Linked DNA regions of Homo sapiens: region 1 is linked to region 2. A link is a contact called in ENCODE Hi-C or POLR2A ChIA-PET data. All regions are on one chromosome and are shown on one strand. The core of a region is the stretch at or near the end of the contact, and the rest is flanking DNA. Distances in the headings are between cores, read along the strand shown.

Evidence for each region. Hi-C counts contacts between places; a loop is a spot of excess contacts on that map. ChIA-PET counts read pairs that join two places held with the same protein, here RNA polymerase II (POLR2A). Pooled maps may share reads with other maps.
Region 1: a loop to region 2 is called in a map of gastrocnemius medialis, with 2.2 times the contacts of the local background. The contact joins two enhancer-like sites. A Hi-C loop is called at or near these places in 1 of 168 maps with a recorded cell type or tissue (gastrocnemius medialis) and 6 of 50 pooled maps. POLR2A ChIA-PET finds 5 or more read pairs at or near these places in 4 of 52 experiments (AG04450, T-cell, activated CD4-positive, alpha-beta T cell and 1 more).

What each region holds. Positions count from the first base shown.
Region 1 is chr14:89,698,853-89,703,192 of GRCh38, forward strand. No RefSeq gene overlaps it. Among named protein-coding and RNA genes, the nearest start is that of FOXN3-AS2, 120 kb to the left of the region's middle. RefSeq lists a silencer at 2,813-2,872. Within about 2 kb of position 3,084, at least 26 of the 41 ENCODE cell types and tissues checked have a DNase peak (open chromatin) inside an H3K27ac peak, as active enhancers do; they include gastrocnemius medialis, where a contact is called at or near this core.
Region 2 is chr14:89,657,706-89,662,546 of GRCh38, forward strand. No RefSeq gene overlaps it. Among named protein-coding and RNA genes, the nearest start is that of FOXN3-AS2, 84 kb to the left of the region's middle. RefSeq lists an enhancer at 1,505-1,614. Within about 2 kb of position 2,691, at least 4 of the 41 ENCODE cell types and tissues checked have a DNase peak (open chromatin) inside an H3K27ac peak, as active enhancers do; they include gastrocnemius medialis, where a contact is called at or near this core.

The DNA.
Region 1 (4,340 bases), core at 1,834-4,333, 42 kb after region 2:
AGATTCCATATTTTGTGGGAACACAACCATTTCTGTGGTAACAAGATAAGCATTTGGGCTTATTTCATTGTATATAAGGAATGAAACTGGGAAACATAAATATTTAAAGAAGGATAAAGGCATATAGGTAAATGAGCAAAAGTAGAGAGATCTGGGAAAATAGAGAAAGGTTAGTTTATTCTTATTATAAAAATATTTCATTAAAGAGTCCATATTATGATAAGCTTCTAAAAGATTAAAGTGGTATAGATAAAGCAGTAAATCGAGTTTAATGCAGGATTAGATAAGAGGCTGGTAGTCTGTAATAACGATAAGATGCTTAAAGCTTAAGGTCACTGATTATTTGAAAAAGAGGAAAAGGTGAGCATGCAAAATGGATCTCGTGTTTGATAAATATTAGGTTCCCGAGGTAACAATAACCATAAATGATAAGGCAGAAACTTTGTGATCCTGGCAACTAACTGGAACGGCTGTATGGAGATCATTTCCACGTTAGGAAATTATGTGGAAAATCTAGTGAGGTTGTCAACATTCCAATATTATTAATAAAGTAGGGCATGCATAAATCATATGGGCTTCTCTGGTGTCTATTTAACACTGCCAAGTGGTCAATGAAGTATAGGGAGTGAAGGTTGGGCTAACTCATGTGTGTAACTAAACCTCTGTCTAGAGAGACCAACCAGTTAAACAGCTGATCTGGGCAATTCTATCTGCAGACACTTATGGACCCTTACCAATATTCTGTGGCCAAGTTGTTCTGGGCTCAGTCTGATAATAACCTCTGTGGAAAGAACTTTAGGATAATGAATGAATAATCAGAGGGGCTATGAAAGTTTCCAAATAAAAATTCATGTATGCAAATGCCCTTATTTTATTGTAAAATTCACTTTTATTTTTGTTGCTATTATAACATTAAACAATTTTTTTTCAGACAGGGTCTTGCTCTGTTGCCCAGGTTGAAGTCTAGTGGGACAATCACAGCTCACTACAGCCTCAACTTCCTGGGCTCAACTGATTCTCCCACCTCAGCCTCCCAAGTAGCTGGGACTACAGGCATATGCCACCATACCCGGCTAATTTTTGTATTTTTTGTAGAGACGGGGTTTCACCATGTTGTCTAGGCTGCTCTCGAACCCCTTGGCTCAAGCAGTCTGCCTGCGTCAGCCTCCCAAAACGCTGAGATTACAGGTATGAGCCATTGGGCCCATACATTTGGTACATTTTAACTACCAAATGTACAGCAAATTAATTTAATGATTTGCCCTTTGCACACAAAGTCATTAGGTATACACAGTTTCATCGTTTTTTTCCCTCCATAGTGCTAAACATAAAACTATTCTGTTCAGACTTTTGGTTTAGCTTTCTGAATTTATCTTCTACCCTCCACCATGCAAATTAAAGGTTCTGTTTTGATACTGGGAAAAAATGATCTAAGATTAAGAGGACATTGTGTATATGTGTGTGTGTGTGTGTGTGTGTGTATAAATTAATTTTATATGATCACTTGTCCAAACACAATCACGTTTTCAAACTAAAAAGTGTGTCAAAGTGGTTTTAGAAGAAATTAAATAGTCTGGCAAGATGAAGAATAAAAAAGTTCCAAGTGAATGATCCTTTGGAGTGGAAAAAGGTTAGCTGTGAATATGCTTTTGAAATATACTACAGGGGATTCTCATCCCAAGATTATGGTCGTTCATGCCTCTAGGTTTAAGTGTTGCTCAATCAGCAAGGTGCTCAATTCACAGTGATTGCTGCGCATTTCCTTGTTGATCAAGAAAATGCAGAATCTCAGCGCAGACACATTTACCAGCACATTTACCATCAAAATGAATATAAGAAATAAGATTTTGATTTAAATTTTCCAGTTGCAGCAGATCGAGAAAAATATGTGCAGGAGAGGATTCCATTTGAAAAGCTCTGATTCAAATAAGTCCAAAGAGAATGCATCTCTATGTACCTAATGTTGCCTTCGAATTAGACAGTAAGCTTTTCTCGCTCAGAGCCCTTGTCAATTTGATTAAACTCACAAACATGTGACTGACTCCGCCTCTATTAAAAACACTCAAGCCAGAGAACGACTGAGAAGCGTGTGGCTTTGTCTTTGTGAGTGGGTCTTTTGGCCAAGCGATCATTACACTAGCTAAATGGGTGTACGGTTAAATTTAATACTCCACAACTGAATTCTCCAATCGCAGCTCACTGCAAAAAGTGATTTAGAATAATGCAAATTTGAGTCCAGAATCTAGAACACCCTTCCAGGCACGGAGGTTTTCCGTTTAAATGGCCCTCGGGAAATAACACTGATTTTCAAAGTCGTTTTAAAAGGCAGCTTTTGGCAGCTGCTATCTTTTGCATATTCTCTTTCCGAGATTAAAGAACCTTCAGGTGACAACACCTAGGGTAAAAGGATGGGACATCAGGCTGCAGACGTGCGTATGCGTGTGTGCACACGCGTGCAGTCTTGACTAGGTGTGGAAAAAAGGTCCGAAGAGATTCCAAAATCAAAAAAATTCCCTTGGCCTACTCCGGCCCCGAAGACCAACTCAGACCCCACCAGACAAACTGGAAAGTCTCCAAGCTCTCAGTCGCCCCAGTCGGCGGGGGAGTGAGTGGGGCCGACCGGCCTTGCGGCCCTGCCACCTTTCGGGGCGACTCGGTTTCTCCACTGACACCCCCGGGCGCGAGGTCTGGTCCATCCCGGAGTGGGAGCTAGGCAGGGACGCCACCTGGCAGCCCACTCTGGGCCCCTGGCCCGCGTTTCCCGCAGGCGCCGGCGGCGTCGGGCGCGGCCGCCGCGCTGCCATGGCAACGGCGGTCCGCCCCCCCCCCGCTTCCCGGCGCCGGCGCGCCAGCGGGGCGGGGCGGGGCGGGCGTTGCTAGGAAACCGGCGGCGGGCCGCCTCCGCGGCGCGGTCTCTCGGCTTCCACCCTTCACCTACTTCCCCTGCGGGGCCGGAGTGGGGGAGGGTCGGGGGAGGCCATCGGGAAGCCACGTGGTGGCCCGGGGCCTCGCGGCTCATTCTGCGTTGCGCCGTCCCTTCCAGGTCGAGTTGACGGCCTTTTCCCCCTTGGCGTACAAGTATTGAGTCCCGCGCCCTGGGAGGGAGACGGCGCTCAGCAAATTTAGATGAATGCAACGCTTCAACGTGGGCTCTCGACCTCTGGTCCCCCATCCCCTGCCGGCTCTATTAGGACAATGAAGTCCCCAAACTCCACTGGAGGGTTCTTCACCCACTCTTCTTCCCCTCCAAAGGAACCATCTCTTGAACTTCACGAAATCCAGGAGCAATGCTAAGCGTTTTGTATACATCACCTCATTTTCAATCCTGTGAGGTGGGAGCTGGGAACTTCATTTTAACAGGAATAAAATGTGGCCTACAGCTGGTTGGGGTGGAGCCAGGACTTGAAGTCCAGTTGTGCTTATTAACTTCAAGTGTCTGCCTTTTTATAATGCTCAAGTTCGTCCTCTCAGCTGCCTCTTGGCTAGCCCAGCATCCCCCTTTGCTGTCCAAACACCCACACCAGCCAGGACACACTGTCTGGAACATGGTCTGACAAGGGGATTAAAAACTTGAAATCAAGGTTGTCCAAAAAATCTGGGGCATACGGTTTATGTTGATGTATCATTGATAATTTACAGATGTCCCACTCTGTAATGTACTACCAGAATAACCACTTATGATCATCAAATTCTTAGGAAATGAAAATCCAAACCAAAGACAATTGACTCATGGTAGGTACTCCATTCTGGGCTTTAACATTTTTTTTTTTTTTTCTTGTAAACCATAGCTGTTCACTAAGTGTTTTTTTTTTTTTTTTTTTTTCTTTATTTCCTTGTCACTGACTTGAAGCTCGAGAGTGTATTTTCTACTAGGGAACTGTCTTGGGTTGCCAAGGATTTGCGTGCAAGCAATTTATTAAGGAAGAGCTTCCAGGAGAAACTAGAAAGGGAAGCAGAATAGGAAAGAAGCAGCCAAGCAAGGGAGCAATTTAAGGTGAAGTTCCAGCCCCAGCAAGATCCCCAGCTAGTTCTGGAGCATAAATTAGAATTTATCCCAACTTGAGGCAAGGGAGCTGGGGTTTTCATAACCCTGCACCAATTAGTCACTGGCTATAGTCTTTCCTGGAAAGGGTGGGGGGACAAAAATACCTAGCACTTCTGGTTCTGAGGTGAGTCTGGGTGAGTCTAGGCACTTAATTTAGACGCGTTAAGTGAGTCTAGGTGCTTAATACCTCTTCTGCAGTGAAGTGGCTCCTATAGATTAAGGGAAGGAAGTTCTCTGAAGGAAGGGGTATGAACCTTTAGGAGTAAACCACTTAGAAGCTGGGGCTAGGGGCAAT
Region 2 (4,841 bases), core at 1,441-3,940:
AACCCCGTCTCTACTAAAAATAAAAAAAATTAGCTGGGTGTGGTGGCACGTGCCTGTAGTCCCAGCTACTCGGGAGGCTGAGGCAAGAGAATCGCTTAAACCCGGGAGGCAGAGATTGCAGTGAGCCAAGATCACGCCACTGTACTCCAGCCTGGGCGACAGAGCAAGACTTTGTCTCAAAAAAAAAAAAAAAAAAAAAAAAAGAACTGTGCTGTCCAGTAGGTTAGCCACTAGGCGCTATGGCTACCCAAGCTTAAATTAGCTAAAATTATTATTATTATTATTTTTGAGACGGAGTCTCACTCTGTTGCCCAGGCTGGAGTGTAGTGGCATCATCTCAGCTCACTGCAACCTCCGCCTACCAGGTTCAAGTGATTCTCCTGGCTCAGCCTCCTGCGTAGCTGGGATTATAGGCACCCACCACCACGCCTGGCTAATTTTTGTATTTTTAGTAGAGATAGGGTTTCACCATATTGGCCAGGCTGGTCTTGAACTCCTGACCTCAGGTGATCCACCCGCCTTGGCCTCCCAAAGTGCTGGGATTACAAGTGTGAGCCACCGTGCCCGGCAATTAAAATTAAATAAGATAAAAAATTCAGTTCCTCACTTACACTAGACTCATTTCAAATGCTCAGTAGCCCCATGTGGCTAGTGGCCACTATATTGGCAAAGCAAATATAGAACATTTTCAGTATCACAGAAAGTTTTATTGGAGAGGGCATTCGTTTCTTATTGCTGCAGCATGAATTACTACAAAGTTAGCAGCTTAAAGCAACATAAATGTATTATCTCGTAGTTTCCATAGGTCAGGAATCTGGGTACGGATTAGCGAGGCCCTCTACTCAGGGTCTCACCAGGCTGAAATCAAGGTGTGAACTGGGATCTCCTCTGAGGCTCGGGGTCATCTTCCAAGCTCAGTAGTTGTTGGCAGAATTCATTTCCTTGCATCTTTGTGACCAAGGGACAGCTTAATGCTCCCAGAGACCATGCTCAGGTCCTTACCATGTGACCTCCTCTTCTCACAACATCAAAGCTTGCTTCTTTCTTCCAGAGGCCAGCAGCATATATTCTCTGACCTTCAGTTTCTTTTAAAGGGCTTGCCTGATTCGATCAGGCCCACCCAGGATAGAGCTCCTTTTTGATTAACTCCAAGTCAACTGATGAGTAGCCTAGTCAAGGGAGTGACATCTCACCACATTCTCTGATCCTGCTACACTCAAGGGGAGGGGGTATATCCACCAGTGGGGCAGGGAATCTTGGGGGCCATCTAACATTCTGCCTACCGTAGGCATCAGTGATCTAGAAAGTAGAGAAAGGTTAACTAAATGAATCAACGGGGAAGGCAAGTAGTGGGAGAATTTAGAATGATTAGTACAGGCTTAGAGTACAGGGGTAATTGCCATTCAAATAATCTCTACATGACCGAGGTCTGTCCAACAGCATTCTTGTAATTGAAGGCTAGCTTCAGCTAGGCTCAAGGTTTATCTACAGTAGTTTCACTCTTAAAGCAGCTGTAACCCGTACCCTGCATGCTGCCACGGGGAACATAAATAGGTCCCCTAAAAGCAAGCACAAATAGAAATTGCCTTCAGGGCTGACATGCCTACATTCTATTTCCTTGCTGTTACTAACCTCCTGGAGTTTCTGACCTTATACTAGTCTTGATCTCCAAAACCCAATTGCTGCTTCTCAGATTAACTGATTTACTGGCTTGACACACCACCGTGGCTTTGGCCTGAACTCCCTGGCTTCCAGACCCTTGGCCCTCCTGACTGCAAACAACTGTGGAGCTTCCACCCTTGGCCAGATACTCCTGGGCACAATCCTCATGACTCTCAATCCCTGTTTGGCTGCCCCTGTGACTTGGGGTTCAGGGAAGGAGAGAGTCTGAAGCACCGATTTTCAGGGGGAGGTGAGCTGGTAAAAAAAAAATCATTTATACCATTAGACTTAGTTTTCCTGAATGTAAACTTCAACCCCTGATTATAAGGACTCTGTAAGGCTAATTATTAATTTTAAAGAAGTGCTAATTAGAAATCATGCAATGAATATATTTATCATTTTGATAAAGTTATATCTACATAATTTAAAATTTTACAAAGAAACTCTTCATTAAGTGTTGCATGACATTATTTTAAGAAATTCTATTTCAAAGCTCTACCTGATTCTGAAATGGCCTCTATAGTAACACTTTCTTTTTTTTAAAAAAAATGGTTCTTTCTCACAAGCGAAGAATAAGTGTTTGCATTCTAACTATAATCAGTATTTCAACCGAGTGGAGATATTTTAGTGCCTTCGGTGGGCATTTATCTTCTTGCTATCAGCACAATAGAACAAAAATGTACCCATATTAGCATTAATAATAAAACCAAGTCCATTATGCAGACTTTCTTGTCAGTTAAATTTGTTGCAGGCACAATTTTGGATTCAATTTCATCCATTTGGAAGTACTTTTGCTGTCAAGCAAATTTTTGTTTTATCATTTTAATTTTGGAGGTTTTTTTGCTCTCCTGTGTCTGAATCACCTTTTTAGAGGTTGGAAAATGGTTCTTCCCCACTGATATAGGAAGGAATTGATTTGGCAAACTTAGATATTTTCCCTGCGATGTGAATAGAGTTAATTTTAACAGAGCTGTTTCATTTTAACAGCCTCAACTTGCACAGTGTGTGTCATGCCAAACAGCTTTGTGTATCATCATCGACTGATGTCAGCACAGTTCTAGAAATAGTATTTGATAGTTAACAGCTGCCACAGAGCCAGAAGGGGAACACGAGACATTGTGTTTCAGGAGGGTTCACAAAAACTCGTGGCTATTGTTTTTATTTATTTATTTAATTTCTTGACAACGAAAGAAGAGCTTAAAATACCAAGTGTAGGCTTTTAAAAAAAGACTAATATTCCTCAGTAGGTCAAGTGACTCCTAGAACCTTGATATCATAGGCAATATAAATATTGTGTTCTGAACTACATATTTCCCTAATTTAATACAGCTTTTACTCATTTTACAATCATGTATTTGGTCAACAGGTATAGAGCAAAGGTTTGCCTTTAGACCAAATAGATGGTGAAACCATGTCTTTTTTTTGTTTGTTTTTTTGAGACGAAGTCTCTCTCTCTCACCCAGGCTGGAGTGCAGTGGCGTGATCTCGTCTCACTGCAACCTCTGCCCCCCGGGTGCAATTCTTGCACCTCAGCCTCCCTAGTAGCTGGGATTACAGACATGCACCACCATCCCTGGCTAATTTTTGTATTTTTAGTAGAGATAGGGTTTTGCCATGTTGGCCAGGCTGATCTTGAACTCCTGACCTCAAGTGATCCTCCTGCCTTGGCCTCCCAAAGTGGTGGAGTTATAGGCATGAGCCACCATCCCTGGCCATTTTGTTTTTTGTTTGTTTGTTTGTTTGAGACGAGTCTCACTCTGCGGCCCATGCTAGAGTGCAGTGGCACAATCACAGCTCATTGCAGCCTCAACCTCTCTGGCTCAAGGGATCCTCCCATCTCAGCCTCCTGAGCAGCTGAGACCACAGGCCGGCACCACCATGCCTGGCTAATTATTTTTATTTTTTAGTAGAGATGAGGTCTCACTATGTTGTCCAGGCTGGCCTTGCACCCAAGAGATCCCACCACCTTGGCCTCCCAAAGTGCTGGGATTATAGGCATGAGCCATCACACCCAGCAAAAACTTTTCTTTAAAAAGCCAGATAGTAAATATTGCAGGCTTTGTGGGCCATTTACAATCTCCATTGCAATTATTCAGTTCTGCTGTGGCAGGACTAAAATAGCCATAGACAATATGTACATACATGGGTGTGGCTGTGTTCCAATAAAACTTTATTTACAAAACAGGTGGTGGGCCAGATTTGGCCATGGGCCATACTTTCCCCACTGTTGCTTTGGATCATAAGTGGCAGATGCCACATATTTCCATGCAGCATGTCATAAAGGTGAAAGGTACTGACACACTCTTATAAGCTTGTGAATCAACTTCCACGTGTGCTCCCTGCGGAAACGCAGGCAGCCCTTTAATGGCCACAGAGGGGCACTTAATTATATACATATATGTGCTCTACAACCACGCTAATAATGGTATGAGAGTAACTGAGCAACGGATAAGCTTTTATGAACTGAGAGGATAAAGATCATGATCTCTGGTGTACAATGAACCTGATTTTTCTTCCCTTTCTTATTTTATTTAAGTTAATATCACCCTTAAAGTTTGAATTATCCTGCAAGAATGCAGGTTCATTAACTCCCGTTCAGCTTGTGCATCATCTTAATGGGACATATTTTGTAATGATGTGAATCACAAAACAGTCCTGGGCTCCAGAGGACCTAAATGTTTCATTGAAGTCATTACGAGCATTGCATACTAGGAGGGAAAGAGATTTTATTATTTAAAGATAACTTGCACAGAGAAAAAAAAAATTCTAGGAAGAAAATTTGAAGCATAGCCTGAAAAATAAAAAAAAATTTAAAAATCAAAGAACATGCTGGTTCTAAAATGCGACTGAGACAGCCTTTCTCTGGCCACTCCATGCCCACTCTCAACCACGAATTTATTACCATGAAAAGTACCAATCTGATGGTGTACAAAGGTAGGGGGGAAAATGTAAGAACAATGCCTTACATTTTCTACATTTTTTGCGTTCATGTATCACACTTGATACATTTTTCTTTGAGATGCCATTTTAACCCCTGGCATCTCAAAGGCAAAGTGATGGTCTCACACCCGGGAATGCTTGCTTAGGTAGGATCCCACCAACTGGCAACTTCCTAAAAGGTGATCACTTTTTCCAAACATGCCTCTTGCTCTATGCTACATTCTCTTTTAACGGTCTTT